Regions from separate parts of the Homo sapiens genome. Here region 2 is linked to region 1. A link is an interaction called in ENCODE POLR2A ChIA-PET data of the cell type or tissue named here. Cell type or tissue: PC-3. All regions are shown on one strand. Each heading gives the region's core, and the rest is flanking DNA. Links, peaks and the distances in the headings are about the cores only.

What was found. ChIA-PET counts read pairs that join two places held together with the same protein. Peaks named below come from ENCODE experiments on the same cell type or tissue, not always from the same donor. Only the 100,000 strongest peaks of a DNase experiment are listed, where the experiment ranks them.
Region 2: POLR2A ChIA-PET joins it to region 1 with 6 read pairs; 1 of 35 experiments calls an interaction of 5 or more read pairs at or near these places.

The regions. Positions count from the first base shown.
Region 1 is chr10:50,731,463-50,748,137 of GRCh38, reverse strand. It overlaps ASAH2B (N-acylsphingosine amidohydrolase 2B), which reads right to left and starts at 8,202. Exons shown (of 6, transcript NM_001321958.2): 1 at 8,155-8,202; 2 at 5,128-5,223; 3 at 2,864-3,010. The coding sequence starts at 3,007. In PC-3, for the core only: no CTCF peak of the experiment used is centred there; DNase peaks (open chromatin) are centred at 7,657, 7,937 and 8,217; H3K4me3 peaks cover 2,158 bases; H3K27ac peaks cover 1,378 bases.
Region 2 is chr10:50,870,376-50,885,723 of GRCh38, reverse strand. It overlaps A1CF (APOBEC1 complementation factor), which reads left to right and starts at 97. Exons shown (of 13, transcript NM_014576.4): 1 at 97-143. In PC-3, for the core only: no CTCF peak of the experiment used is centred there; a DNase peak (open chromatin) is centred at 2,953; H3K27me3 peaks cover 3,253 bases.

The DNA of each region.
Region 1 (16,675 bases), core at 6,330-11,329:
TTCCTATAAAGATAAATTCCTAGAAAGACACAAAATTGATGCAAGGAAAAAAATAGGACATATGAATGGGCATATAACAAGTAAAGAAATTGAATTAGTAATAAAAATTTTGCCATAAAGAAAAGCCAGGTCCATATGGCCTTGCTGGTCAATCCAATCAAATATTTAAAGAGTAAATAATGCCAATCTTTTGGATACTTTTTCAGAAAGTACAAGAGAAAACATTTCCCAACTCATTCTTTGAAAGCACTATTGCCCCAATACCAAAGGCAAAGACAACACATAAAAAGAAAACTAAAAATATCCCTCATGGACATGAGTAGAAAACTCCTTACAATATATCAGCAAATCAAATTCAGCAACATCTAAAAAGGATTATACACCATGACTAAATGATACGGCATTTATTTAACATCTGAAAACCAATGAATGCAAATACCTTATTAAAATAACAAAAGACAAAACCACATTGTCACCTCAATAGAAAAAAAATTGCAAAACCCCAACACTGATTTCTGACAAAAACTTGCAATAAGCTAGGCATAAAACATGAAAAAGAGAATCTACAAAAAATCCTAAAGAAAACATCATACTAAATGGTGAAAAACTGAATACTTTTCTACTAAGATTGGAAACAAGACAAGAGTGTCCAGTCTCACAACTTCTATTTGACATTGGATTGGATCTTCAGCAAAAAAAACAAAGATGAAGGTACCACACAACCTGACTTCAAAATATACTACAAAGCTATAGTAATCAACACAGCATGGTACTGGCCTAAAGTAATCAACACACCATTGGTACACATAGACCAATGGAGCCCAGAAATAAGCCCTCACATTTATGATAAATTGATTTTTGACAAAAGTGCCAAGAACACACAATGGGGAAGTGACAGTCTCTTCAATAAATGCTGCTGGGAAAACTGGATATCCACATGCAGAAGAAGGAAATATAAAAATTAACTCAAAATTGATTAAAGATTTAAATATAAAACCTGAAACTATAAAACAACTGAAAGAAAACCTAGAGGAAAAGTTCCATGATGTTGGTGTAGGTGATGTTTGTTTTTTTTTTTTAATATGACCCCTAATGCAAAAGCAACAAAAGCAAAAACAGGCACATATTACATCAAACTAAACAGTTTCTGCACAACCAAAAAAACAATTAACAAAGTGAGGAGACAACCTAAAGAATGGGAGAAAACACTTGCAAACTATGCATCCAATAAAGAGTTAATATCCAAAAGATATAAGGTACTCAAACAACTCTATAGCAAGAAAACAAATAACCCAATTTGAAAATAAGAAAAGGACCTGAATAAACATTTCTCCAAAGAAGACATACAAATGCTCAACAGGGTATTTTTTTAAATGTTCAATATCAGTGATCATCGAAGAAATGCAAATTAAAACTACAACAAGATATCACCTAATACCTGTTAGAATGTATAATATTTAAAAAGACAAAAGACAAGTGTTGATAAGAATGTAGAAAAAGGTAACTCTTGCACACTGTTCATGACAATGTGAATTAGTGCAGCCATTATGAAAAGCAGCAAGAGGTTTCTCAAAAAATTAAAAATAGAACTACTGTAAAATATATACACAATACCATTTCTGGGTATATAGAGAAAGGAAATGAAATCAGTTTGTTGAAGAGATATGTGAACTCCCATGTTTATTGCAGCACTGTTCACAATAGCCAAGATATGAAACAACCTAAGTGTCCATCAATGGATGAATGGATAAAGAAAATGTAGTACATATACACAATGGAATACTATTCAGTCATAAATAAGAATGAGATCCTTACATTTGATACAACATGGATAAACCTGGAGAACATTAGATTCAGTGAAATAAGCCAGGTACAGAAAGATAAATACCACATGATCTCACTTATATATAGAACCTTCAAGAGTTAAACTCATAGAAGTAGAGAGTAGAATGTTGGCAGAAGGTTAGTTACCAGGGGCTAGGAGGTTAGGGGGTTGAAATTTTATATTCTATTGATCAAAGAATATAAAATTTCATTTAGACAAAGGGAATAAGTTCAAGAGGGCTACTGTACAACTTGATGGCTTCAGTTAAAAACAACATATTGTGTTTTAAAAATTGTTAAGAAAGTCTCAAATTTTCTCACAACAAAAAATAATAAGTATGTGACATAATGTATATGTTAATTAGCTCAGTTGAGCCATTCCCCATGTATACATATTTCAAAACATCATCTTGTACACAATAAATATATATAATTTTTATTTATCAATTAGAAAATTAAATAAAAATTTTTAAAAAGCAGAACATTCTATTGAAGATTCTAGCCAGTCCAATAAGGATAAATAATTAGGTGCATTTAGAAAAGAAATATAGAAAGGAATAAATAAGCTTATTTTTATTCACAGATGACATGATACTATATGTAGAAATTCCTAAGGAATCCAGACTCCCCTCTTCTCATCCCTCCTCCCCCCAGAAAAACTGTTGAAACTAATAACTGATTCAGCAAGCTTTCAGGACACAAGATTGATATAAAATAGTAATGGTACAAATTCTGCTTCATTTCTGTATGTTTTTCCTATCCTTGACTTAAGAGACAACTCTCAGTGCCAGTGAATAGTTCCATGATCATTCACTTAAGAAAAGGAATAATTTGGATTTTAGAATTTCAATTTGACACAATTACTTACAAAAAATAAATATTTCCCCATTCTCATTACTTTTGCAGAGATAAGAACAATTGTCAAAATTATCATTGCTAACAGTTGGTCTACAGCATGATTAGAGGCAAATGGTGACACAAAGTGACATCCCCCAAAACATCCCTCTAAAGGATTCCAAGGTCTGCTCATGAGTCTTACCACTCTGTATTCAGGTTTTGCTGGCTGCAGGACATCCCCGAAAGTTCTGCCTTTTGGTGCTCTATCCACAATACTAGGAATTAATGGAACTATTAATTGTTTGAAAAAGGGAGGTTCTGGACCTCTGCTCAGGTTGGCTACCATGTCCTGGAACAGAGAGCATTTGTTAAGGAGTGCACAGGTAGAGTCAAAGACCCTTTCCCCAGGCCTCCAGACCCAGAAATGCCTGCATTAATGGAAGAGTGCACACACACATATACATACTCCAAGAGCTAACAACCTTGAGCAAAATAGGAAGGTAGCCTTGCTAAGCATGAGCCTAGAAATTCATAATTTAAACTCTTGTCACTGGGAGAAAGTTTTGGTCATAGGCAACTCTTTTATTCCCCTAGACAACATAAGGACAGTGACCAGAGTACAAGGTTGGAAGCATACTTTCAAATTGTCTGACCTTGTACAGGGGCCTAACATGCAAAAAGATAATTATACCATGACAGTGTAATTATTATTTTAATTTTTAAAAAGTATTGAGCCACTCTCACCTGGAGTGAGTACCAAGTTTTTTCCTAGATTCTTGTCTGTGCTAATAAAAGAATATAATAAATATATTTTTAATTTAAAATTTAAGATCATCCCACATCCTGACTGGTTTAATCTATATTGCCCACAAAGTTTACCATTTTTAATAGTGTCATAAAAATACAAATCTCAATTTTCAAATATCCCTATATCTATATTAGGTTGGTACAAAAGTAATTGGCATTTTGCCATTAATTTCAATGAATATTTAATGCTCTTTATTCCTCACATTATAGATTTAATCTTTACAACTGCATATGATATGAGATAGGTTATGTATTACCATTCCCATTTTGCAAATGAGAAAATAGGCTTAGACATATTCAGTGGTTTTTTTCAAGATCACATAGCTAGTTTTAAGGTGCTTGACCAGAAATTTGTCTGTAAAACAAATTTCCACCAAATTAATTGCATTTTTCTTCATTGTCACTACAAAATTTGAAGAATCTATTTTCTTGGGAAGAACTATAGACCTATGAGCATAGTGACAGTTAAACAGTAGTTATCTCTAGGGATGGATTATAGGTTTATGCTTTTCTGTATAATCTGAATGACCTACAAATAGATTTGGATTTTATAATAGAAATAAATAAATAAATAAATACAAACAGTTATTCAAAAAAAGTAACCTAAAACTGAGACCAAAATTATGATAAAATGAAAATAAATATCAATTGATTAAAATATGTGCAAAGAAATTATATAAAATACTGAAATTTCAAACACACAATCAGTAATAATACAGGCATATGAAATTTTCAACGTTCGACTGATGCAACCTACAGAGACAACCATTTCATTTATTTCAATTTAATATATCCAAGCTCTTTCATTAAAAGGGCTTTATTTTCTTTGCTATGCCACAATTGTTTCACATTTTTTACTGAGGCTTACATATTATTATATAAGGGGCTGCTTATTATTTTAAGCTCTTTATCTTGTTTGTTGACTAACCTTCTGACATCACAGTTGCAGCTTCATAAACAACTGCATCCAAAGGGAAGATTTCCACAAGTGAAGTTCCTTTAAATCAAGTAAACTTGTTCAGTGGTATATATTTTAGGTAGATGCAATGTTTTTATTCCAAGGCACCACTATTTTTACATCAAATCTAAGCTTCCATTGATTTAACAACTCATATTATCTTTTGAACCACCAAGAAAGTAAAAGCATGCTACTAATTATAATAATAAGCTTCCTCTGATTGGAAAATGCATCCCAATTTCCAAGATATTATAATGTGGAAAATGGGCATCTTAGAATGCTGACCTACTCAACTTTTGGAGTGAGTGGGGAGAATCTGGCAAGGATTAGAAAACACAGGTTCAACTCCCAGGTGTAGTAAGCTTCATCACTTATCTTCAAGCCTATGTGCTCCTCTGAAAACTGGGGAGAAATGATATCTCCCTAATTTCACATGATGGTTGTAAAAATAGTGAGAAAATACATATGAAAGAAGCTGCCAGCATGAAAGGATGTTAACTAGATCCAAAATTGGGAAAGAAATTTTATTTATTTTGTTAGAGATACCACAAAACTATAAATTTTGTAAAATATAAAGGTTGTCAAACTGAACACTCGAAGCTAAGGTTCTCTTTCACTTCCCTCTTACCCAGACACAGACACATACAGACATACACACACACACACACGCACGCACGCACGCACAAACAATATTTGATTACCGTAGCAATAGCCTTAGCAAGGTTTCTGAAGAGCTGAATGTAAGCAGATAATGCGTGCGGTCCATAAATTGTCGATGCTGCCTCATATCGCTGAGCCTGCAGGAAAGGCAGGGAGAGTTGTATATGGTTCTGCATATTTAAATCCATTTACAGAGGTGTAGCATTTTAGGTAAGTGTGATGCTTGACATCTCACATTATTCAAAACTGGCACAATCTTCAAGATTATGTATGACAAAAGAGGATGGGCATTTCCATTTACTGGCCAAGGTAAGTGACTCCTATGGACTACCTGTTAAAAGCAGTGGGTTCTCTCTGCTTATGCCATTTAGACTGTCACTCTATTTACTATGAAAGACGGTGCTAGCTCCTAAGCTTTAGTCTATTATAAGTACTTGTAATATAAGTGCTTTCCCCCAGGGCATATATCAGAAGAAAAATAAAACAAAATAAAGAGTCCTAGTAACTTCTGGATAAATAGTTAGAAGGTGCTAACTGGAGAAAGACATTTAATCCATCACAAAGCCATGAAATTGAGCCAAATGCATCTTTTAGCTGACCTCCAGGCCTTTGGTTCTTCTACAGGAACTTCAAAGTTATCAAATCTAAAACCAACCTCACCACTTCAGACATACCAGCTTCCTCCACAACATTCTCATCTCAGCGAATGTCATCTTTCCAGTCTCCCATGTGAGGATCAGCCGGCAGTTACCTTAGACTCCTCTCTCCCTCATCCTGTATCCTATCAGTCTCCACATCTGGTAATTCTGTCTCCTTCAAATCTCCTGAGATCTTTCATTTTCCTGTCTTACTTTCTCCTAAGGTACAAATAGATTTCACCTTAGTTCAAACCCTCATTTCTCACCCAGATCTCTTTTTTTTTATATTTGTATTAAGTTCAGAGGTACATGTGCAGGTTTGTTATATAGGTAAATCACATGTCATGAGGGTTGGTTATACAGATTATTTCATCATCCAGGTAATAAGCACAGTACCTGATAAGTAGTTTTTTGATCCTCTCCCTCCTCCCAGCCTTCACCCTCAAGTGTGCATGTCCATGTCTTGCCCAGATCTTAATTACACTATGGCTTCTTAATCAGTCCTCTGCCTATACACAAGCCCTTCCAATTCATTTTCTACACTGCCATCTATTGACCTTTCTAAATCACAAAATTTTATCAAAGCATTCTCTTGCTTAGAATCCTACTGCAGTTCCCCCAAAGCCTTCCTTACTGAGTGAAGGCTCAGTAGCATAGCATGCAAGACTATCCATCAGCTAACCTGTGTCTCCCACTCTGGCTACCATCTCCTTACCATCACCCTCCGCATACTTACTCCATGCTACTCAACTAATTGTGGTCCATCAATGTGCCTGCCCTCTGGACCTTTGCATATATCGTTTCTTCTATATAGGATACATTCTTACTTTTTATTTGCTTAACTCTCACTTGTTGTCAAGAACTCATACAGATGTTACATCTTCCTGAACAGTCCCAGTACTCAAATACCCAGTCTGGGCTGGTGCTCTTTCTCTTTATTTTTATAACACCTTGTGCATGCCTTTCATGAAAATGTAATCATCTGTTCTCTTTTCTGTCTTCCTACTAGACCCCCGGCTTCCAGTGATCTTGAGGGAAGGGACAGATTCTTTTCATCATTATGCCCCAGAAAGTGGCTAGCACAGTATCTGTCACAATACATCTGTTGAATGAATGAAGTAATTAATAGCAATACTTGCCGGAGTATATCCCTGTGATATGGACAGGAGACAGGAAAATACTGGGTAGAAGAGAGTGGTTCCCTGGCAAAGGCCCCACCCTTAAGCCTGGAAACCTGTGGCCCTAAACAAATGTTCTTAAAGAAACTGAAAAAATGAATTTTTAATTAATTTCATTCTAACTCTAAACAGTCACATGTCGCTACCATACTGGACAGCTCAGACCTAGGTATCAACTGGACTAATGAAGTGGTTTCCTAACTTAAACTTAAATTGTAATAAAAAATTTAAAACGTTTTTATGAACTTCCAATAGGATCGCAGTATTACTTTTAGTACCTGTCACCTCTGTAAAACTCCTGAATTATAACTCATCTACACACATTTGAAAAACAGCAGTATCTGTATGTGTGAGATATGACTGGTTCTAAATGATGCCTGGAGACCCCATGGACTTACAGAGACCCTTCCAGTGATTTCTGAGGTACCTGGGAATCTGTGGCCAATAAATTGGTAATCACTGAATTAGTGAGTTTTTTAAGAATATCAGGCTGCATAAAATCTGACAGCTTGATTGAAAAAAAGCGGGAAAGGGTGCCATTTCATTCAATTAAGGTCCTGTATTAATTCCGTTTAATAAATGTTTGGTCTATCTATGATGTGCTAGCCACTGTGCCAGTGAATGGATATAGCTATGATCTGACTTGCAGAGGAAATCCAAACTAGTACCTTCCGTGCAATAAGGGATACACTGCAAGGCTGCACAGGGTGCTACTGGAGCACAGAAGTGAGTCAGAGGCTTCCCACAGACACACAACACGAGCGGAAACAGAAAGTCTTTATATATCACCATAACGTCAAGGAACACCGGCTGGGAGTTAGGAGAGCTGGGCACTAGGAACGCTTTGAAACTGAATAGCTGTGGGATTTCCGAGGTTATGTTGCTTCTCTACTATATTTTAGTTCCGAAGCTGTACTAATGTTTCTCTTTCTTTTGCTCTTGGTGGGAAAAGCACAATTTGGGGTCAACAGATTCGGCTCAGGTCCGAGTCGCCTGCTGGGACCACGTCGCCAGGAAACGACGTCTCCCGGACACCTTCCCTCCCCGTCAGGCTCTCTGCAGGGATTCACCCCGTTCCCTCTCCCAACGACTCCCGGGCACGCCTCCGTTAAAGGTGAAATATGCTGCTCCTGGGGAGCAAAGATAACCCGGAGGACCAGGGAAGGACCTTCCCACGCGCACGACTCGCGATCTTCCCAGTGCCCCAGAGCCAGGGACCCCACTGCCGCCTACCCCAGCCGCAGCACCGAACCTGTTCACAATTGCGACTCCTCAGGTCCGCTTCCACACCGCCGGAAACGGAAATTCACCGTCGCGCCGACTCGCGGGGAGGGAAACAAAAAGGCAGAAAAAAGAGACCGGCGCCTGGACGACTTCCAGGGGAGAGCTGGAAGACTAGTCAACAGCTGTGTGCGGGCGCCGGCGCCGTCTGCGCAGTGCGTTCCACCGGGTCCGCATCCCTCCCGATTCCGCCCCACCCTGCCCTCGGAATCCGCTGCCTCAACTCCCGCGGTGGGACTCCGGAGCAGCGTACACCGCCCTCGCCTTAGTCCTCCGCGAAGGCCAGGGCAGCTGTGCGGCCTGCCGCGGATTAGTTGGTGCGGTGCAAAAGCCAGAAGGAGACACATTTGGTCCTGGCCACCCCGGAGTCACCGTGCCCGGGACAAATGGACTATGGCTCGACTGGGAGTCGACTTCCTTCTCTTTAAAGATGACAGATGAGGGAGATCTCAGGTTCTGGGGGTGCCCTAAAGCCCTCTTTTGGCAGGAAGCGGTGGCTCATGCCTGTAATCCCAGCCCTTTGGGAGGCTGAGGCGGGAGGATCGCTTGAGCCCAGGAGTTCAAGACCAGCCTGGGCAACTTAGGGAGATACCCCCGCCCACCGTCTCGCAGGAAAAAAAAGAAAGGAAGAAAATTAGCCAGGCACGGTGGCTCACGCCTGTAATCCCAGTATTTTGGGAGTCCAAGGCAGGAGGATTGCTTGAGCCCAGCAGTTCAAGACCAGCCTGGGCAACACAGGGAGGCTACCTCTCTCTCAATCAATCAATCAATCAATCAATGCCAGCGTCGTGGCGGGCGCCTGTGGTCCCTGTGGTCCCAGCTACTCTGGAGGCTGAGGCGGAACGATCGCTTGAGCCTTGGAGGCGGAGGTTGCAGTGAGCTGAGATCGAGCCACTGCACTCCAGCCTGGGCGACAGAGCAAGACACTGTCTCAAAGAAAAATAAATAAATAAAATAAGGCCCTCTTTTTCCAGGACCAACAGACTCTGATGGCAGGGACAAACTGACCCAGCCTAAACTGCCTCGCCTTCCCTGCTCCCGGGAAAGGGGCTTTCCCTGAGGGAAGGTAGCATCTTGCCATTTTCTTCCTGCACAGCTTTGCCTTCCCAGGGATCGGCCCATTGCCACCTGAGGAAATGCCTTGGAGTCCATCTAACCCACAGCCCAGGTACTTGGGACGCCTACAGAGCCTACATTGTCAGAGGATGCATCTTCTTCTAGTCTTGGAGGGGTTCCTTTCAATAAGATCCCACCAGTGCACTCAAGGCTCAATTCTACACCAAAAAACTAGGCCCACTCCTGTCACCGAGACCCCCAGGCTTCAGGTCCTGTCACAGTGACCTTGTTTTCGCCCCCAGCAGCCCCCAGGTATTCACTCTGCATAGGCTATATACTGGGTGCTAAACAAGAGAGGCTACCCACGTGGTGCATGCTTCCCTTATCTGTGAAGAGCTTAGGATGTTGTAACTTCTTCACACTATGCCTCTTACTTCATGGAGATGTCAGTATCCGGGTAGATAATCCTTCCAACATCCTTTTGATCTCATGAAGCCCACTCCTGTCCTCTGCCCTACCTCAGCTTCCCCCTCCCTCCATGATCAGACCTTAGACCTTGTCAGGTCCAAGGACTGCAAACCCCACAGTAGCCCACTCTGACCACCACCTCCTAGCTATCCAGGTTACTCCCTATACTGCCCTGAAACAAAATTCTTGCAACCTTACCAGTACCTCCAATCCAGATCTTACTACCTTTTCACTGTTTCTTCCTTCCTTTATGACTTTTCCCTCTCTAGTGAGCGAGCTTAAACTCCATGGCCAACCATTCTCATTGGTCCCTTGCACACCTCCTCAACTCACCCACCTCCCTGTCACCTCCTATCTGCTTAGTAAGATGGGAGCCCTGGATAAACTCAGCTCTCCATCTATTCCATGCCACAACGATGCAACTAAACATGGCTGGAAGAAAACAGGACCATGCCAGCAGTCCTCACTTTAATCATTCTTTTTCCGGTCTATTCAATCTCCCATTGTTCCAAATGAGTATTTCGCACTTCTTCCTCTCTGTTCAGTCCTTCCTACTGCCTCCCCCTTCCTTGCCTCCTGAAAAAAGAAGGGAAAAAAGACCTTTTGAAAAAAGAAGGGATAGGTGTCCACAACTCAGTGTGAAGTGTTTAAAAAAGAGCCACACAAGCACGAAGAAAGCCAGAAGTGAGTAACCTGCAGAAAAGTAGGTAAAGGTTCTGATCTGGATCCAGATGAGAAATGGAATAGCAAGTTAAAATCAGGAAATATTTTGAAGAAGATAAATGTTCCTGGATATCTTTGAATACTTGGTAAATTATTAAGTTCTTATATATAATAAAGCAAGATTGTAGGTTTGTCTTTTTATTCAGGTATTTGAGGAAAATGTGTCTCCAAGGACTATTGAAATCTGAGACATATGTTGTGGGTACATTAAGGAGAAAGTATAGTAGTGTTTAAGAATTTAAAAATATATTTAGGTCTCATCTTGTAAGTCAGCCCTTCTCCTTACATTAACTATATGACTCCTTCATAGTGGATTATTATTCCATCCAAAATTTCCTATTTCAAAAGCCACATTTGGTTCATGCAGATATGAAAAGATGCCATAGTAGGAGAAAAAAGTTTGGAGATGATTAAGATGCAAACAGGAGTATTTAGTAATACTTTAGTAAGCTTATACGAATATGATAAAATACAGTTTTAATTTGGCTTCTAAGTATACTTTATTCTAGACATTATAAATCACCATCACTTGAGAGAAAAAAAGAGAGCCAGAGATGAATATATACTTTCCAACATAATGTAAAGGCATAGTAGCATCCTCAACATGACGTATGCTGTGCTCCTAAATATTAAGGATAAGATGCTAAAATTTGTCTTTATCCCCATGTTTTGGGTTCTAAAATATTAGATGTAGAAAAAAAGTAAAAAGAAACCACTCTAAGACAAGGAATTTTATTTTCGTAAAACATCCATATCCACATAATTTGTAGGCAGTTTCCTAAATGGCTTTCAGTGATCCCCTTTTCTTAATATTCATATCCTGTCCTTTCAGCTTGATAGTTGGCTTGAGATTAATCACACTTGAGCTTAATCACTTCCAAGTCTAGATGACAAAAGCCTTTGACTTTTTTCTTGCACATTCTTTTTTGCCTTCTTATTTATTAGCCCTGTTGAAGCTGCTTCCATGTTGTGAGATGCTTTATGGGTAACATCCATGTGGTAAAACAGTGAAGTAGGCCTCTTGCCAACCACCAATTAAGAATAACCATGGAGGAACTGAGTCCCACCAACAGCTACTTGAGTCACTATGAAAGTGGACTCATCACTGATTGAACCTTGGAATAACGATAGCCCAATTGACACCTTGATTTTAGCCTTGTGAGATATTCAGGCAAAGAGAATGCAGCTAAGCATTATCTGAATTTCTGACTCATGGAAACTGTGAGATAATAAATGTTTGCTGCTTTATCCACTAAGATTTTGGATAATTTGTTAAACAAACACATAACTAATACACATACATACACAACTTGCAAGATAAAATATAACTTTAGAGGAAAAAAGAAGAAATCAAGCAAGAACTAGATGCAGTTAACATAAACTAAGCTCAACATATTTCATTACAGCATGTGGAAATTGTAAAGTATCTTTTTCTCATATATGTTAAGTACTCAGTAAAAAATTACAGTATTGCTGAAATCTGTATACTGAAGTTGAAAAAGACAAAACTTAGAGGATATATGGGACGTAGTGAAAACATAATTGAAAGATTCAAAATCAAAATTTGTATACCAATTTGTATTTTAAGAAAAATGTAAAGAGTTACAAAAAGTATGTCCCCTTCTCTGACAGTAATTATTACCCTATTTGCTATAATATAATAAATAAGGTTTTGAGTAGCAAATTTGTGGCAGATTTAAGCAACAATCCAGGTAAACAGACACCTTTCTTTCAATAAGGGAGCAGCAAATGACAATTACATTATTCAGCAAAAACATTTTATCTTTGTTTACAGACTTTGTGTGTGTGTGTGACTGTTTCTCACAAATTGCAAAGGTCCCCAATCTTAACAAAGAATTTATTTGACCATTAACTGTATTTCATGGGTAACCTTTATTTTATAACATGAAATTATATATTGAATTTGGATTTTTACATTTTGTTAATTACTAATTCACAAGAAGGGGAAAAATAAAAAATCTTCAAAAAGCAGTTATAGCTCAATGATTTAAATCAATTCACCAGGCTATGGTTGTGGCAGATAATAAAACATTAAATTCTTCTCCCAAAGCTAAGTTGATTACTCTGAGTACCTACCTGTGTTCTTCCAAAATTTTATAAATTACATGAGATTGGAGCTCAGATGAAATTTAGATTGCTTTTTTTCCAACTTTTAAGTTCAGTGGTACATGATCATGATTAAATGATGGCTAAAATGAGGATCTAAATCTATTGTATCATTACTTTACAATCAGAAATAAATGATAACAGTAAAGTATTTTATTAACTTATTTCTGAGGTAATAGAAGAGGAATATATGTGATAAGGAAGAATGAATTGATTTGGACTGGTAAGGAAATGTGATTTTAAGAGAAATTTACACACCTAGTTAGTATGCAGGAAGGTGTGGAATGCAAAAAAGACCTGAGATAAAATTAATGGCTTAAAAAATTCTGATAGCCCAAACAGCCGTGCACCATTATATTCAAAAACAAAATAAGCACATGCTGAAACATTACCTTAATGTGAGGAAAAACTTGATGTGCCGGGAATAGTGAGAAATGACATATTTCCTGGACTGGCCAGACTGCTTTTTTAGTAAACTGGAGATACAAAATCAAGGTATATATTCAATCCATGAATGTTTTGATTTCTCATTTGCAGCATTTTGAGGTTTTGATACATCAAAGCATTCTGAATAACAAAATCTCACATCTAATGTTGATAAATATGACCACAACAAGCTCTAAAATTCTACAGTCCTTGCCTTTCTGCCTGAACCTTGCCCCCCAAAAATAATTTATTTCAGGCATTTCCAGTCAAAATTTTAAAACTGATACTAATTTTGTATAGTTTGGGTCATGTTTATGACATATTAATTAGTCATAGTTGTCAAGAAACAGAATGATCTAGGTAATATGCTCAACTCTGAAGCTAGGCTGTCAGGTTTTGAAACCAATGGATTAAGAACAGGGAAGTGGCTGGGCGCAGTGGCTTATGCCTGTAATTCCAGCACTTTCAGGGGCCGAGACAGGTGGATCACTTGAGATCAGGATTTTGAGACCCGCCTGGCCAACATGGGTGAAACTCCGTCTCTACCCCAAATACAAAAATTAGCCAAGCGTGCTGGCACACATCTGTAATCCAAGCTACTCAGGAGGCTGAGACAGGAGAATAGCTTGAACCTGGGAGGTGGGGATTGCAGTGAGCCGAGATCGTGCCACTGCACTCCAGCCTGAGTGACATAGTGAGACTGTGTCTCAAAAACAAAACAAAACAAAACAAAACAAAACAAAAGAAGTAAGGGGTAATTCTCCAAGGAAAACTACCATTATTTTATCAAAATAATGAAGGAAGCATTCTGGTCAGTCAAACCAACCTATGTCTATAATCCAAGAGCAAGCTTCACAGAGAAATTTTTAATACAGAACTGAAATATTATTCATAAGTGATTGGAGTATTCCGGGGAATAGATGCTAGTAAAAGTTAAGAAAAATTTATGCATTTTCTTGCCTTATAAGAAGTCAATTAGGGTGAAATTCATGTTGTAAAAGTATTTACATATAAATCAACTTCAAGAAAAAATTTTCTGGAGATATTAGCAGAACATATTGTACTTTATAAAAATAATGCATGAATTTGGTCTAGGCTGGGTTGAATATGTTTAGAAAAACACAGTCTTTTGAAGAAAAAGTTAGATTGCAATATCTCAAGTAATAACTAGTGACAATGAAGATAATAAAGTGTTCTTATGAGCCCAAGAGTTGATATTTCTAAGTTTCACGGCATAGCTGATGAATCATTCAGTAAAACCAAATGAAACAAATACCTTCAATCTCTCAAATCAAACACCATACTGTTGAGATTTTAGCTATAACTTTATGTTTGCCTTGTTTGAAAAAGTATTTTAAAACCCCAAAATATTTTTTGTTAAACCTTCTTAAATGGTTAAAACATTCCTTTTAGAGTAAACACTTATGAAATGCTTAAGCATTGTAACCTCGTCATTCTAAAGGATTAAACTGTTGATTTTAAATTGAACATTTATGAAATGCTTAAACATTTTAACTAGCCTTTTTTAAAGTGCAATCATAAAAACACTGTTTTTATAATGAAAGAAATATTTCCTAATTGCATTCACACATTTGAACTATTTAGACATGAGGCAATAAAGTGAAATACAATTGTGAAACACATATTTTATGTAAAGTATAGTTGCCAAAGTTTTTGTCATCTTGAAATAATCTTTTTATACTTTTTTGCTTTTAAAGCATAAGTTTGTGGCACAAGTTAAGTTGATTCTGGCAAATTGTAGTTAATCCCCGACTACTTTTCATGATTAGATATTCAGCTAAGGTATACATCACAGACCATCTGTGAGAAGACACTATTTCATCTGTCTTCTGGGTAATAGGGAGGCTCATTTTGAGGATGGACCCACCGTGTTTTTTTGTGAAAGCAGGAGAGTGCCAGGTGGTTGCTACAGATAAACACAAAGGGTAATACCAGAGAAAAAGAAACGCAGGGCTTTGCCAGCAAACCTTTACAATATTGGTGCACTACAACAGGTGGTAAACAGTGAGATGTCATATATGTGTACAAAGCCAGAATACATTTCACAATTTGTAGCTCAGATTCCATGAGACACTAAGAATACAGATGTTAGGAAGTTTCAAATTTCAATAAGGGTAGAATCTAATACCACCGTGAAAATACCCTTTCTCAACTGCATGTACTTATATTGCTAACTGGAGAAAATAGCTCTGGAGAGTAATCATGGAACTGTGCGGAGTTTATTTGGTTAATGGGACCAAACATACAATTAGGTAGAAGAAATAAGTTCGAGAGTTCAATAGCACTGTAAGGTGACTAGTTACTAATTTATCGTATATGTCAAAATAGCTGAAGGTGAATATTTGAAATGTTCCCAAAACAAATAAATAATAAACCTTTGTGGTGATGGATAACCTAAATATGGTGATTTGATTTTTACACATGGTATGCATGTATCAAAATATCACATTTACTTGTTATAGATACATGAGAGTTGTACTATATAAATATGTACAACTCTTGCATATCCATAAAAAGTAAATACATGAATAGATTAACAAATAGAACACGAAAAAAATTATTAGTACAGAATAGTTAGCCTTTTTCTAAGTTTCATGAGAAATCTGCAAATTTCCTAGGGAAACTTATGACAGCCTATTAACATGCAAATATAATGTATTAGATCTAACTTTTAAAAGTAAAAAGAGATTTTTTTATCATCCTGAAGAAGAAAAAGAAATTTTACCAAGGTTTTCTTGTCCTGGGCTCAACATGTAATGATGAAAGCAAACTGGAGTAGAAAGTAAGGCAAAGAAAAATCAATACATATTTTTTTCAGCGGTCTCTAAGCATCTTAAACTTTGTTATCTCTCATGTCTAGCTTTATTCCAGGCACAAACTGATCAAAAATTGGTTCCCTGAATGAGCTTGCCATATCAGATACAGAAATTTTAAGATTTGCTAATTCAAACTACAAGAACACAGTAAATAGTAAGAGAAGACATGAGCCTGTCAGTATATTAAATTCACTGGCATGCTTTTTTCATCTATTTCCCTTCAGAATCTACTACAAAACCTAGAGAAATGTGACCCCTATGAGCCACTGTTATGCAAAGGTGTGCCAGACTCATTGTGTTTAGGGCAGAAAGTGTAGCCTGGAGTAAAAAAATAAAAAATAAAGATTTTAAGTCCAAGAATGCTCAAAACTAAGTAAATGATGTATTACCAAATTTTGATTGCTGCATAAAATACCTCTTTGTGACAACCCAGTTTACGCGCAATTTCAGTGATGACTATTAGAGAACTATTAAGCTGAGCAGGTCATGTAGCTTAGGGTAAACCTCATGACCTCATCTGTTGGAACATGTGTCGATAGGATAGACCAGGCAAAGGCTGGGCGCAGTGGCCCACTCTTGTAATCTCAGCACTTTGGGAGGCCGAGGCGGGCAGATCACAAGGTCAGGAGATCGAGACCACCCTGGCTAACATGGTGAAACCCCAGCTGTACTAAAACATACAAAAAATTAGCCAGGCGTGGTGGTGGGCGCCTGTAGTCCCAGCTACTCGGGAGGCTGAGGCAGGAGAATGGCGTGAACCCGGGAGGCGGAGCTTGCAGTGAGCCGAGATCGCGCCACTGCACTCCAGCCTGAGGGACAGAGTGAGACTCCATCTCGAAAAAAAAAAAAAAAAAA
Region 2 (15,348 bases), core at 1-5,000, 140 kb before region 1:
AACTCCCAGGAATTGTAAACCAAACCTAAAGCCACTGAACCTTTGGAGTTTGATATGACGATTAGAGCATAACCCGAGTGACACGTTGAATTCGCCATAATCAAGGAAACCTTTTCCGGGTGGGGATCTCTGAAATTACTCAGGTATGATCCATGTGTTTTGCTTTTTTCTATTTCAACTCTGTGAAACTGTGTATTGTGGTATCAGTGGGAATGCAGTGAAAACAGCTTTTACCCTCTTCTGTTATCGAGCCTAATTCAAAGAATTATCTAGCTTGTTTTTAGACTAATGAAACAACCAGAAAACAAAAGAATATATTGGAATTATTATATAATCTCTAAATGAGATAGCTGCCAGGATTTAATAAATTTCTGTAGACTTACCACGGAGGGTTCAAGAGTGGAGCCAATGTTGTGAGAAGTTTATTTAGCTCTAACCAGACAGCAGGGAGAGTTGTGGTTGAGTGCCTGTCCCAATCCTAGGACCCTGAGAAACAAAAATATAATTAACAAAAGAAATAGTATTAACATCACCAGCAGATTTTGAGTTCTGTGTGTGGGTCATAATTCCTATCATACTTTAGACTTCATATATTCAATTATCTCCAGAGCTACTACCACCATAAAAAAGAAAGTCTTGGTACAACTCTTGCGATTCCGCCTGCCATTATCTTGCTAACCAAAGGAATGTTTAAACTATTCACTTTTGATTCTGACCAAAAAAATATTATGGAAAATGACTGGTTTTCAGTGTGTTAAATCTGAACCTTGGAATGGCTAATTATTATATTGTTTCCACAATTTGGGCAACTGTGCTGAGGTGGATATATTTTCACATATTTTTTTTGTGTACTCCAAAAACATTATAATGGTATTTTAGCTAAAGAAAGAAATCAATCTGGACATTTACCAAAAATATCCCATTTTTACCAGAAACCCCCTAAACTCTCTGACTTTTTGTCATGATTACCTATGTAAATTCCAAGAAGAAAGGATTCCAAACTAAACAATTTTATTTACTATAGGACTTTTCAGATATGTATTGTATATCTCCAAGAAGATGAAGAACACAGCATTATTTGCACATTGTGCAGGATTAGTGTTTTATAGATCGTATTTTGGCAAATTCAGCTCTAGTTATAGTTTAGGAGCATCAAAAAATGTGTTGGTCTGCTCTGAAATTTTCTTTATAACGTGTGCTATGGAGCATGCAATGGGAGCACAGGTCTGGAAATGACAGTGATATCACTTATTTGTCAAAGCAGTAAGGTTTTGCCCTGCTAAATACAGAGAAAGAGACAAATGACTTATAAGGTTCATACTTTCTGGAATAACATTGACTCTGCCCATTTCAGACAACTCTTAACATTTTACTGTTCTATTTTACTATTTATCGATTTCAAGGGAAAAAAGAAGACAGCTGGCAAGGAAAAGAAATATTGTTGTGGGCAAACATTATAAAATGACATAATGGATATTAAAACACTATAAATACTTTGTTCTTATTTTCTACTGCACTAATGCCAAGGTGGTTTTATGTCATTTCAAATATCAACATTTCCTACACTATATTCAGTGGATGTTAATAAATGTGGCTCAAAAGAAAAGCAACTCCATTGTCAAGTAAGTTGAGGAAACAGTGTTAGAAAAGTTATAGCAGGTTTTGTTACCACATGAGTGTTTTGAGTAATAATGATAACAAGCATCTGTGAAGCACTATATTATCGGGTCTACTTCTAAGTTCTCTCCATGCATTATCTCATGTTATTCTTGGAACAACTCTATGGTGTGATACTATTATAACAGTTTATAAATGGGAAAATGGAGGCACAGACAAATTACCTAACAGGCTCAGCTACTCAGTTAGCAAGTGGCAGAGCCAGGCTCCTTTGTCTGGTAGTCTGATCCAGAGCCCAAGCACGTAACCATTATATCATACGCTCGAGCACTGGGGACTCATGACACATGCAAATATTGTCATTTATCACAACTATCTAAGAGAGTAGGCAACGTTTTGTTTCCTGGGCTTAATTTACAACAGAACATCTTCTTTCAGGAACATCTATCAATATCTCTCAAAATTGGCATTTCTCAGAATACAGAACAAGAAAGACCAAATCGCTTTTATAGCCCATGTCCAGCATTCAGAACAATCAGAATCCATTGAAATAATCACAGTTGAAAAATCTAAAGGACTTTAGAGTCTAGTCTTCCACCAAATAGGACTATGCCTATCTGAGAAACTTTTAAAATTAATTACGGAAAGAACACTAGGCTTTGTGCCTCGACACAGCTAAGTGGAAACGCCTATTGTAAAACTCCCTAGGTTTGTGACCTTGGGCATATTGTTTGACTCCACTGAATCTCAGATTCCTCAAATGTGAAATGGGGGTAAGATCTGACCCATAGTATTTTGTGAAGTTTAAATTAGATGATAAAGCAAAGGAGAGAAATGTGGTCCCCGGTACTTAAGAATTCAGCAAAAACCCCACTTCCCTTTTCATTTTCCTATTTGTAACAACCTCCAGAAAAATTTTCTAAAATTGCCCAAGTATACCTATTAGGCCTTGTTTTTCAAAACAATACTAATAAAGTTGAAATCACAAACTGTACATAAAAAATTTTGATTAATCACAAATAGTAGCACTATTCCATTTATTCAGAGAAAGACAGTCTGTAAATTTTTTTAGTATTAAAGCACACACACAGAGTATATTTTTATTTTAGAGATTATTGCTGAAGAAAACTCTTAGTTATAAAACCCCAACACCTTTTCACCCAAACCCATGGGACACCCTGACACAGTGCATGCTCATTTCATCATGGAGGCAGTTGATGTTAAAAATCTGTTTCAGTAACTGTCTTTTAAAAATTGTCATCCCTTAGAAAGCTGAGTAGTACTGTGGGTACTATTGCACAATGGTTTTCATTACCTTATGTGTCTCTAAAATGACTCAATAAGTTCAAACAAGACAGTATTGATCGACAGAGGATAAACACCATTTTATCTTATTCACAGAAACAGTAACCAGGCTCCTGCAAAGTGCAGCTCTCACAATCCAACTGCCCCCAGGAAAAGCATCTGGAAAAGGAGCAGCACTCTTGCGGTGACATTCTGTATTAGAAATCTGTATCCCATCTGCTCCTTGGCCTGATCCTGTAAAATCTGGAGAGTTATTAACAAATGTTTGCTGCTGATTCAACCAGGAAAGCTAGTTCATCATTTCATTTCATCAAATCTACTCCAACTAGGTTATCAGTTTTTTGTTGTTGATGATGGTTTGTTTGTATGAGATGGAGTATCGTTCTGTTGCCTAGGCTGGAGTGGTGGTGCAATCTCAGCTCATCACAACCTCCACCTCCTGGATTCAAGTGATTCTTGTGCCTCAGCCTCCCGAGTAGCTGGGATTACAGGCACACGCCACCATGCCAGGCTAACTTTTGTATTTTTAGTAGAGACGGGGTTTCATTATGTTGGCTAGGCTGGTCTCGAACTCCTGAACTCATGATCTGCCTGCCTCAGCCTCCCAAAGTGCTGGGATTACAGGCATGAGCCAACATGCCCGGTCTAGGTTATCAGTTTTAATGACCACTTAGAATTTTTAATTTAATAAACTAAAATTTTGTATTGAATATTTTTGATTGATGCAATCCAAAAATTAAAACATGCCCTTTTGTAAAAAATCATCGTCCTGTATAAGATATGCTGGTATCTTGAGAGCTCTAATTTGATTTCTTTTAAACATATGTAAGCTAAGATTTTTATCCTATATAGATTTATATGTGGAGTTTTATGCATATATGTATTAACAATCACATGGAGAACATTTTCCAAGTTTGTTTATTCAATAGGAATTGGTCCCTGGTAATATTAAGAGAGAAATACTAATAAGGATGTAAGATAAATCCTTCTGATTTGCACAGTTAAGTGCAATGCTCTGCTCCAGATGTAATATGACTAAAGAGAATTAACACATGACAATTTAGGCAGACAGAATGTCTAAGTGAGCAGATTGGTTTATAATTCTATAAAATCCCACCTGCAGTAGTGATGTAGTGATGCCTTCCCTCCCTCCAGCAATTAAAAACTATTCATTGTTTTAGGATGCCCAATTGATTTAAAAATCACTAGGTTTAAGTAGTAGAACTAACTACAATATCTTATTTCCATAGGATATTCTAGTTTATAAAGCTTTTCATATACAAGAACTTATAAAGATTTTTAATGGCAAATTTCTTATAGTTGATGTCAATTCAGTATGCCTAGTTTCTTCAAGGTAACTGTGTCAATATTCACCATTCCAATTGTACAAATCTGATTAACTGAAAGATGCTCCCACCTATCGTTTATAAGCCCAACTCTGTTTATGTAACACAATGATGTCCAACTTCACTGGACATTAACTAATGTACCTATCAGTTAAGAGGCTAGATGAGGCCGGGCGCAGTGGCTCACGCCTGTAATTCGAACACTATGGGAGGCCAAGGCAGGCAGATCACCTGAGGTCAGGAGTTCAAGACCAGTCTGGCTAACATGACGAAACCCCACCTCCAGAAAAATACAAAAATTAGCCAGGCATGGTGGTGGGTACCTGTAATCCCAGCTACCCAGGAGGCTGAGGCGGGAAAATCACTTGAACCCAGGAGGCGAAGGTTGCAGTGAGCCGAGATCGCACCATTGCACTCCAGCCTAGGCGACAGAGTGAGACTCCACCTCAAAAAAAAAAAAAGAGTCTAAATGAAAACAGTGAAGAGAGGACATAAAGGTCCATGTGGAAGGTGAGAGAAGAACCACCCCCATATGGGACCTAGAAGAAAACAGCCCTAAAAAGATGTAATTATAACTCAGTCCAGATGCTGTGACTAACACAGTGAAAGATATAAAGGAACAGAGGTTTATAAAATCTCCTACCTGCCTGGCAGGGGACTGGCAAAACATTGTGCACAAATGAAATTTTTTATTTCTATTGATTTTAGTATTCTATCCAGCTCTTCTACTGGGATTCTGCTTAGTGCTTATCTTTCCATCTGGGGCCTTCAGCATGAACTAAAATGTACTTTAAATTATTAGATGTAATTAAACTCTAATGCCTCTGATTATTTGAAATGGAAGTCAGAAATCAAAATCAGGTTCCATGGGGGGAAAACTGTGTTGGCACATATAGATGTTCATCTCAGGAATCCTCTTTCTAACCTTCTTTTCCGAAGATCCCTAAGAGTTCCTCGCCATTCATGTACTTACTACCAACTAATTATAATTGGCACCCTACGATGATGATAACAATGATGTTAATAAAATCTCTTACATCCTCTTACATCCTGCCACATGCCAGGCACATAGGTTAACTCATTTAATCCTCCATCACTCTATGGAATGGGTACTATTGCTACGCCATTTTTCCAATAAAGCAGCTACAGCTTAGGGACACAGAGAAATTTGCCCCAGGTCACACCACTAATAAGTGGTGCAGGAGTGAGTCCGGGCAGTCTGGCACAGGCCACCCTGTGAACAAAGGACAAATGGAACACTGGGAAGCATCAAGGCTTAGAACTGAAGAAAACTTTTGAGATCCTTTATTTGACAGAGAAAAGCAAGTTGGGTTCCCCAGCTTGGGTTTTTGTTAGAATGAGAACCCAAGAGCAGAACCTGAACCCTCTGTGGATACTTTTCCATTATACCACTTCCCACTGTAAAGCATTTCTAATTCAGCCTGATTCTCTGTGAAAATTCTGAGAGACGAATTAATAGAATCCCTATAGTTAAACAGGAATACTCCCTTCACTCCAAGTCTCACCTTCCTTGCTGTGCCCAGACTCATGGACTGACCTAGCCAGAGACTCAGTTAAAGGAGACCCATTTTGTGACTTGGAGAGACTGACAGGCCCACATCACAGAGGAAATACATGCAGACACAGACATGGATATGGTTTAGCTTTTTGTCCCCACCCAAATCTCATCTTGAATTGTAATCCTTAGGCCTGAAGGAAAGAATCTGGTGAGAAGTGATAGGATTATGGGGGTGGTTTCCCCCATGCTGTTTTCATGATAATGAGTGAATTCTCATGAGACCTGGTGGTTTTATAAGTGTTTGACTTTTCCTTCTGTACACACTACTTCTCTCCCCTGCTGTCACATAAGAAGGCCTAAGCTTGCTTCCCCTTTGCCTTCCACCATGATTGTGAGTTTCCTGAGGCCTCCCCAGCCATGCAGAACTGTGAGTCAATTAAACCTCTTTCTTTATAAATTACCCAGTCTCAGGTATTTCTTTGTAGCAGTATGAGAACAGACTAATACAGGCACCATGAACATAGTGACAGGATAAACCATGGAGGCATTGATAAAAATAAAAAGTAATTGTGATGAATGACTTGGTTGCAATTACACTCAAATTCTGTTAGTGTCTGAAGAGGACATAGCACCTCCTACCTGGAGGACATACCCTTTTCCCCATGGAAAAAATAATTGGGCTGCTAGGTCTGTGTCTGCTAAGGGAGTCCCATATTTAAACTGACCTAATTCAGAACTTTAAATTGAGACTCAGATGCTCCCAAATAGCAGCTCCACCAACCTGAATAGAGTTACTCATTTAGAATAAGAGTTTGTTCCCACAAGTTTTGTTAAAATACAAATTAGTTGGGATGCGGGGTGTGAGTGATAGGGACTAAAATCGCTTAACAGACTAGCCTGGCAAAGCCCTGTGGGAAGCAAGTTTTGATGATAGGGAAGAGAAGATGTCAAGAGCAGATGGTCCAGGGAGGAAGTGTCACAAGTAACTTGGGGGTGATATAAGGGACTTGAGTAGCAGGTATTTGTCTGATCTTTAAGGAATTAACTTATTAAAGAATTTTGTTAGTAAAGTCATTTGAGTATCACACTTGCAACATACTAATTCATCCATGTCTAGTTTTCTCATTAAATCACAGATATTTAACAGGTGCATTAACTTGAATTGACATCATGCAGCAAATGCCATTATATGGACCCTTAAGATATTTTAAGAGAAAAACCTATAATGCCTGGAAACTCTTAGTTTTCTCTGACATTTAAAAACAAGCCGTAAAATCAAATCCTTTCTATAATAATTTAGTAACTCAGAATTGCAAAGGATTTCCTAAAGCCCAATGATCCAAAGCTCTGACCTGTGATGTTGGCATAGCAGAGTGGGAGACAAATCATATGTTAAAGCAGAAGGCTCTGGATCTGGAATGCTTGGATACAAATTCTGGCTCTACCACTTGCTACAATTTAACTCTAGGCAAATTACTGAACTCTGTGACTATTTCCTCTTCTGTAAAGTCAGGGTTGTTTCAATAATTAGATCAGAAATTGTAAAGTGCTTAGAATAATACCAAGCAAGTGTGCATAAACTTTAGCCATTTAGCTATAACTCTCATCATATTTCTGTGTTGATTACAAAATGCTTTACTAGAGGAAAATAGATGAGAAAGAGGCCATGAGGTAAAAATGTACAGTGCTTTTTAAAGTAGAATGAGGTGGCTTAGAAATTAATTCTATCCCCATCACTGGCTTGTAGTAGAAATTTGAAACAGTCTCTCCCTGATTCTCTGGCAGTTTTTCTCTTTTTTTCTTTTTTTTCTTTTTGAGATGGAGTCTCACTCTGTCACCCAGGCTGGAGTGTAGTAGCGTGATCTCAGCTCACTGCAACCTCCGCTTCCCGGGTTCAAGCGATTCTCCTGCCTCAGCCTCCTGAGTAGCTGGGACTACAAGCATGTGCCACCACAACTGGCTAATTTTTTGTATTTTTGGTAGAGACAGGGTTTCACCTTGTTAGCCAGGATGGTCTCGATCTCCTGACCTCGTGATCCTCCTGCCTCAGCCTCCCAAAGTGGGGGGATTACAGGCGTGAGCCACGGCGCCCGGCCCTCTTTCAGTTTTTTCTAAGACAGAGACACTCCCTATCACAGACAGGGTCTTCTAAATTAGTAGAGAATGATTTGAAGGAAACTGGGTAATTATCAGAGGAAGTAAAAGAGAAATACAGATCCTCACACCAGAATGCAAATCTCTAAGACTTTATTATTTTCATCACTATGAAAGAAAAGATCAGTACTCAAAGCCACTTATGATGATGCATGTAAATTAGCATAAAATCAGAACAAATATAATATGGCTTTTAAAATAGAAACATAAGGCTATCTTTCCTTACAAGTGTCAGATTGCTTCTGTGCCACTGTAACACAGAGCTTTAGATGGATTTTTTAAAGCTTCACTCAGAGATCAAATGTACTCCATTAGTCAGTGATTGGCAGACTTGGTGAAAATTGAGTTTTCAACTTAAATTTCTCCAAATTGGTCTGAGGAAACCAGATGCAGCAACTAAGTTCAGAAGGTCAGAGTCTCAATAAGGTTAAAAAGAGAGGGAGAAACATAACACTAGAAGTATGAATGAATGAAATAGACCACACACAGCTCATCAGGTCTCTATAATATACCACGCAAATAATTGGTACCAGGACTATTGAATAATCAACTGCTTTTAAGCTGAAGAATATCTACATTGTATACCATGATTACCACTTTACCAATTCAAAAGACAACTTAAAAATTAAACATATATACAAAGACATTCTGCTTTTTTCATTAGGCCATGTCATTCTATAATTTCTAAATTCTGTCAACTCTCTTCCCCAGGAATCTTCTAGAAGTCAGGCATTTTGGGAATAGTTGAGTATCATAATTGAATAAAGATAGCACAACAGTCACCTGTAGTAGTCTGATCTTACAGGTACTAGAACAATAACAGCACAAAAACAGAGTTACGTGTATGTATTATTCAGTGTTCTCTAGAAGAAAACATAGTATATGTATATATAGGCAATACATTTATAAATGCATAAAACAAATATAAATTTGTGTAAGTATGCATATAAATATGTAAGTCTACACATATAAATACAAATAAAGAGATTTATTCTATGGGATTGGCTCATGCAATTATAGAAGCAGGAGTCCCAAGATTTGCAGTAAGCAAGCTGGAGATTCAGGGGAGCCCATGCATAGTTCCAGCCCAAGTCCAAAGGCTTGAGACCCAGAAAAGCAATAGTGTAAGTTCCAGTCCAGAAGCCATCAGGTTAGAGACGCAAGAAGAGCCAATATTTCAAGTCCGAAGATCAGGAAAGGCCAATGTCCCTGCTCTGTCATGCAGGCCCAGCTCCCTCTTACTCAGCTTTTATGTTTTATTCAGGTTTTCAATTGATTGGATGAGGCCCACTCACATTGCATCTGCTGTTAAAATTTTCCAAGATCTTTTTGGGGTTAAAAACCTATCATTCATCTCTCAATCTTCAGTGTTGACAAGGACAGAGCACTTATGAGTATTCCTGTTTCTGAGTTTCTGATAAGCTTGTCCAAGTGGAGCACAGGCTGGACAATTTATAAGACAGTATTGAAGTCAGAGCAATTACAAAAGGAAAGGGGTAGGTTTCTTGTGTGATGTGCTGCAAACACTGACCTCTCAGAATTTATTCGGCCCTGTGTGTATATACGTATTCATGTCTGCACATATGTGCTAGTTCACTTATACATCTATACATACACACAATCACATATACCCAAGATCTGATGGAATAGACATGAATTTGGCTTAGCCAGGGAAATTATAGAAAGAATAATGGGAATCCTAGGCATGTGGGAAATGGGAAACAAGGACAAAGGCGCCTAGGTAAAATAAAAAGCAACTGGTGTGCCTAGGAGACCTGATGGACTTGAGCATGGAATAGCTCCAGACTTGTATTGAAAGAAAATCAGGAAAGTCAAGTTACGACCAGGTCATGGCAGGCACTGAATGTCAGGTTAAGGGGCTGAACTGTTTCTTTCTAGTTAGTGATGGGTCCAGTGAAGGATTTGGGGCAGGAGAATACTAGAAGGAATATTTTAGGGAGATTGATCTTCCAGTGGTGTGCAGAACAGATATGCCATGCCTAGAGGGTAGTAAGCAGTGACATTTCTTTCACTCTACACTTTAGCTGAGCTCAGGGTAAGTCCAGTAATGGAAGATGGGGTGGGAAATAGAGCTAGGAGTGTAGAGAGGGCAACAGGTAAGGATACATATGTACCAAAAGCAGAAAACAAGTTAAGATCCAGGCTTCATGAGGTGCCTATATTGAAGATTGCTCTGGATAAAGAGACTGTTAGGACTTCAGAGTTAGAATTCATAGCAATTCACAGAACTGCTCAGGCTCTTCATTATTCACCTGACTCAACTCTCCTACATCTGCTCCTTTCTCCTAAGAGATTTCCTTGCTCTCTGTCCTTTCTCTACCCCACAGCTTTTGCTTCCTTTCCGTACATAGAACCACACAACAAGTACTAGTTTTATGCATGCAGTGGTCATATAAATATCTTATTGGCGAGTCCTCATCAAAACTGAGTTGAAACAAACCATTTGAGCCAGAATTTAGTAAGAGTCAGATTTTTTAAGGTACTTCAAGGATTTTATTTATAAATACAACTAGGAAAACATTTACTCATTAGAAATGATGAAACCATAGACAAAACAATTATTAGAGAAAATTTTGAATTATTCTTTTCTCCTGCTGTCTAATTTCTACCTTTCTCATGTAGTCTTTTTCTTTTTAATTAGATTTTTTATGTGAGTATATGGTCCATGTATTTGGCTGGTGGAATAAATTCAATTATTCTCAATTGTTTTGTTTGACCTGTCACGTGTGTAAATTAGAGCTTCAGTCAGCTGTTCTAGATGCAACTGCATATTGTTATCACCTGAGAAGCTTTAAAATCTGTCATTTCCTGGGCCCCATTCCAAACCAGCTGAATCAGAATCCTTCCGGGAGGGTAAGATGATGCCTAAGCACAGGTGATTCTACCATGAGTCCAGGCAGGGAGTCTGGTTTTTGTGCACAGCTTCTGTATGTCATGGCTATTGGCACCTGGCTCTGCTACGGCGGTTCTTAAGTGATCTTTTAATGCCGATTGGGAGTATGTTTTAATAGTGGCACAATATTTTAAGAATAAGGCTTTAAAGGAAGTTATTGCAAGTAACAGTTAAGGGATTTACTCAAACTGGACACAACCTCTGTTGGAGCAGATTACAGTGAAGTTTTGGGGGCATGGGATAAAAAAGAGGAAGGAGAGATTTAATGGAGCGAATATTATTTGCTAAAATTTAAGAACGTTTGCAGTTAAATCTCGTACTATTGCAACAAGATGTGCACAGGTGCATAGGTGAATGCTTCCTCTTCTGGTATTTCCTTGTGTCATTTATAGTTCAAGTTAAATCCTAGGGATTTAAAGTGCTTCTCATTGATATTTAAAGGGCATTTTTAACAAATGGAGAAATGTCTTTCGAAACAGATAAAATGTACCTTTATAAAATCCACTTTATGAGAATATGCTAAAAAGGAAGATGTGTTTCTATTGGATCATAAATTATACAATTTTAAACAGATTTTTATATGAAAGTAAATTGTTCCAACTATTTGAAATTACTTTTTCCTCAAACAAAACAAAAAAGATTTCTAGATGCCAGGATTGTTTTGCAAAAATGATGATCTGATGATCTGTGGGCCAGATGAATATGCTTAACTTTCCTAAGAGTTAAGGTAACATTTTTCCTTTAATGAGCCTGTATCTGATTTCTGATTTGATGTAGTTTTTTAAAAATTGAGAAAATATGCCTCCTCTACCCCTTGCATGTTTTAATGCCCTGATTTAATGCCGGTGTGTGTACATATGTGCATATACACAGATATATACATATATACACAAACACATATTAAAATTATAATAAAATAATCATTTGTTCATTTTATACCTGCTTGTTCTTTTTCTCTGATAAACTCTAAGACAGTGGTTCCTATGGTATTTTTTCTCTGATATAGTTTTTCTTTTCTCTATAGATATTTTCATTACAGTGCAATTTTTCCAGTGTCTTAGGTTTTGCTATTTTAATTTACTCTACTTAGGACTTAGAATGATTCCATATAGGATGGTATATAGATTTTAAACTTCAACAAACAGTAATCAAACATCAGCTAGCCCTACGCATCCTTGCAAAAATAACAATTTATTTAGAAAGTTGTATCAGCATTACTCCTCTACAACATTTAATATCTTGCCTTAAAAGTTCAATATACATGTCAGATGGATTCAGAAACTTCTTTAGCCATGGGTGTCACCAAAAGAGCAGGAAAGGGAACAAAAAATTAAAGAATAAAACAGAAAAAGAGAAAAAGGAAAAATGAATTATATGGTCATTTGAGGATGGAGAGTGAGAAGACCTTACTCATTCCCTGTGTGTAGCTGTGTGTAACACAACTACACATAGTTGTGTTAGCTGTCTTGAGAAGCACTTGGGGCTTTGATTACCTCCATTGCAACCTCATGAGATATTTGGTCTATAGATAATTTCTTCTTCTCTTGCTATCTACAATCCAGAAGAACTAAAGATCAGTGGAAAGAAGAATCAACACTTTAAAGAATTTAAATGGCTGGGCGAGGTGGCTCACACCTATAATCCCAGCATTTTGGGAGGCCAAGGTGAGTGAATCACTGGAGGTCAGGAGTTCGAGACCAGCCTGGCCAAAATGGCAAAACCCTGTCTCTACTAAAAATACAAAAATTAGCCAGGCATAGTGGCACACATCTGTAATCCCAGCTACTTGGGAGGCTGAGGCAGGAGAATTTCTTGAACCCAGGAGGAGAAAGTTGCAGTGAGCTGAGATCACCCCACCACACTCCAGCCTGGGTGATAGAGCGAGATTCTGTCTCAAAAAAAAAAAAAAAAAAAAAAAAAAAGGAACTTAAATATAAGAATAAAAGTAAGCATGAAAGCTGAGCCAGATCTTGCCAAATGATACATCATTTGGTAAACCATGAAGGCGCCACACTTGCCAAGGAGTAACATTTCAATGAGATATGACTCTGCATAGCAGACAGCTGGGTCCATTTGGACCATATCCACAGGGGATCAATCCTTGATGTGTCCGAGTGAAGCATCAGACAATCCACCCACACCACTCCTCGAAGGAGCTATTACAATAGCTCACTTTCATTCCGGCAAAGAGGCTAAGTTACCATAGTGCTTCAGATGCTCCAGACCATGTGTCCCTATGGAAGAGAATGGGGACCACAGCATCCCCCTCATTGGTTCATTATGGTGTCCTGTGTTCTTCACAGCAACACTTTAAGGCAGGCAGGGTAGATATAATTTCCACACCCCCTGCCTATTTTTTTTTAAGATGAGGAAACTGGAAAGAAGTAAAATTAGTAATTAGGAACACAATCTCAGCCTCCAGGCTACCTAAATTCAAATCATCTGTCTGCCACTCATTACCAGTGTAACCTTGGGCACTTTAGCCTCTCTCTACCTTGATTTATTACCCATATCATAGGAATAATAATAGCTACATCACTGAGCTTTTATGAGGATTAAATGAATTATGTTTAAAATTTTCAGAACATAGCATATGTGTTCAGTAAATGTTAGCTATGTTTATTATCCTTATTTAAAATATTTTTACATATTGCCACATAATAGGCAAAAAAATGTTATCTTGGTTTTTTGTTTTAATTTGCCTTTTCCTGATCACTAAAGATTACCATTTTTAAATCATGTTTATAAGCTATTTTGATTTCTTTAAATTGACAGTTCATTTCCTTTGCTCATTTGTCCACTGATATGTGTCTATTATTTAAAAGTAATCTGTATATTACAGATAATATTTCTCTATCTATTATATAAATAACAATTATTCTCTTCCTGTCTGTAGACTCTTTTTAACTTCATTTATTTTGCCATTACAGAAGTTTGTAATATTTTTGTAGTCAAATCTGCTAGTCTTTTCATTTATGGTTCTTAATATGCTTGGTTTAGAAGACCTTCTGTACCATGAGATTATAAAAACACTCTACTATATTTACTTCTGGAAGTTACACAATGTTTTTAAAGGTTATTTCTTTATTCCATTTAGAATGCTGGCATGTTATGAGGTGATATGCCCACTTTATTTTTTTTCTCAAATTGTTTATGATCCCCCTATGAATTTGAAATAGCACCTATTGGTGAATTCCAGTATAAACAAAACTATGGGTCCAGAGTTTTTATTTTACTCCATTAATCTGGTTCTCTATTTCTATGCTTGTTTTAATCTAAACTGTTAATTAGGGCTGTTCCAAATCATTATACACTTTCAATATATGTTGTGGCATTTATTGCACATTGTTCCTGCCCGGTGAACTATGAAATCAATTTGTCAAATTTCAGAATAATTTCATTGGACTTTAAATTAGAATTGCATTAAAGTAATAATTTGGGAAAAACTGATATTTTTACATCAGCAAAACTTCCATTTACTAAGGCCTTTAGATCTTTCAGTCAAATTTTATCATTTTTTTATATAGGTTTTAAACTTTTCTCGTTAAGTTTATTCAACTTTTATGTTTTTATTCTATTGTTTAGACCTTATTATACTTCACTTGTTATTTCTATTAAATACAGAACATTTATTTTATAATTTTCCTTGTAGTAATCTTTCATTAGTTTCAATCATATTATATAGTTGATTTACTTGTTTTTAATGAGAATAAATGATTGTGGTGTTTCATTACTAAGTATAATGTTTGTTTCATGTTTCTGAGAGATGCTCTTTATCAATTTAAGGATGTTTTGTTCTATTGTTCACTTATGAAGATTTTTTTTAAACCAATACTGGGTATTAACTTTCATTAAGTGCCATTTTTAGATTTACTGTGATGATCACGTGTTTTCTTTTTAACAGTGAAATGAATTAAACTTCGATAATCCCTAATGTTTAATAAACTTTATATTTTTGTAGTGATCCCATCTTGTTCATTGTATATTATTATTTTGGATGCTTTTTCATATGTAGTTCATATCTATACTCCTATGATACTGGTCTAGTGTTCTACTTTGTAGTATATTTTTCTCTATCAGATATGATGAGTTTGTAGATAATTTCAGAAGTTTTCTATTATTTTCTACTCTTCAAAAGGCTTTACATGGCAAAGGAATAATTTGCTTTTAAAGAGATTTATAAAACTTGCCTAATAAAACCATCTGGATCTGGTGTTATTTGGGAGGAAAACATTGAATGTTTTCAATATAGATTATGATTACTAGTTTATTCAAATTTTTAACTTATCCTTGAGATTAAAAATTCACACTTTTCTAAGGTTTTGTCCACTACATGTATATTTTTCAAATTATTGGTAAAAGTATTCTCTTTTTTAAAAGTCTATGAATCTTTGGTTATATCCAATTTTTCTCTTGTTTTGAAAATTTATTTTCTCCTTTTTACCTTGTCAGGATTGCCAGCTGAATGCTAATTTACTACTACACTCAGCTGT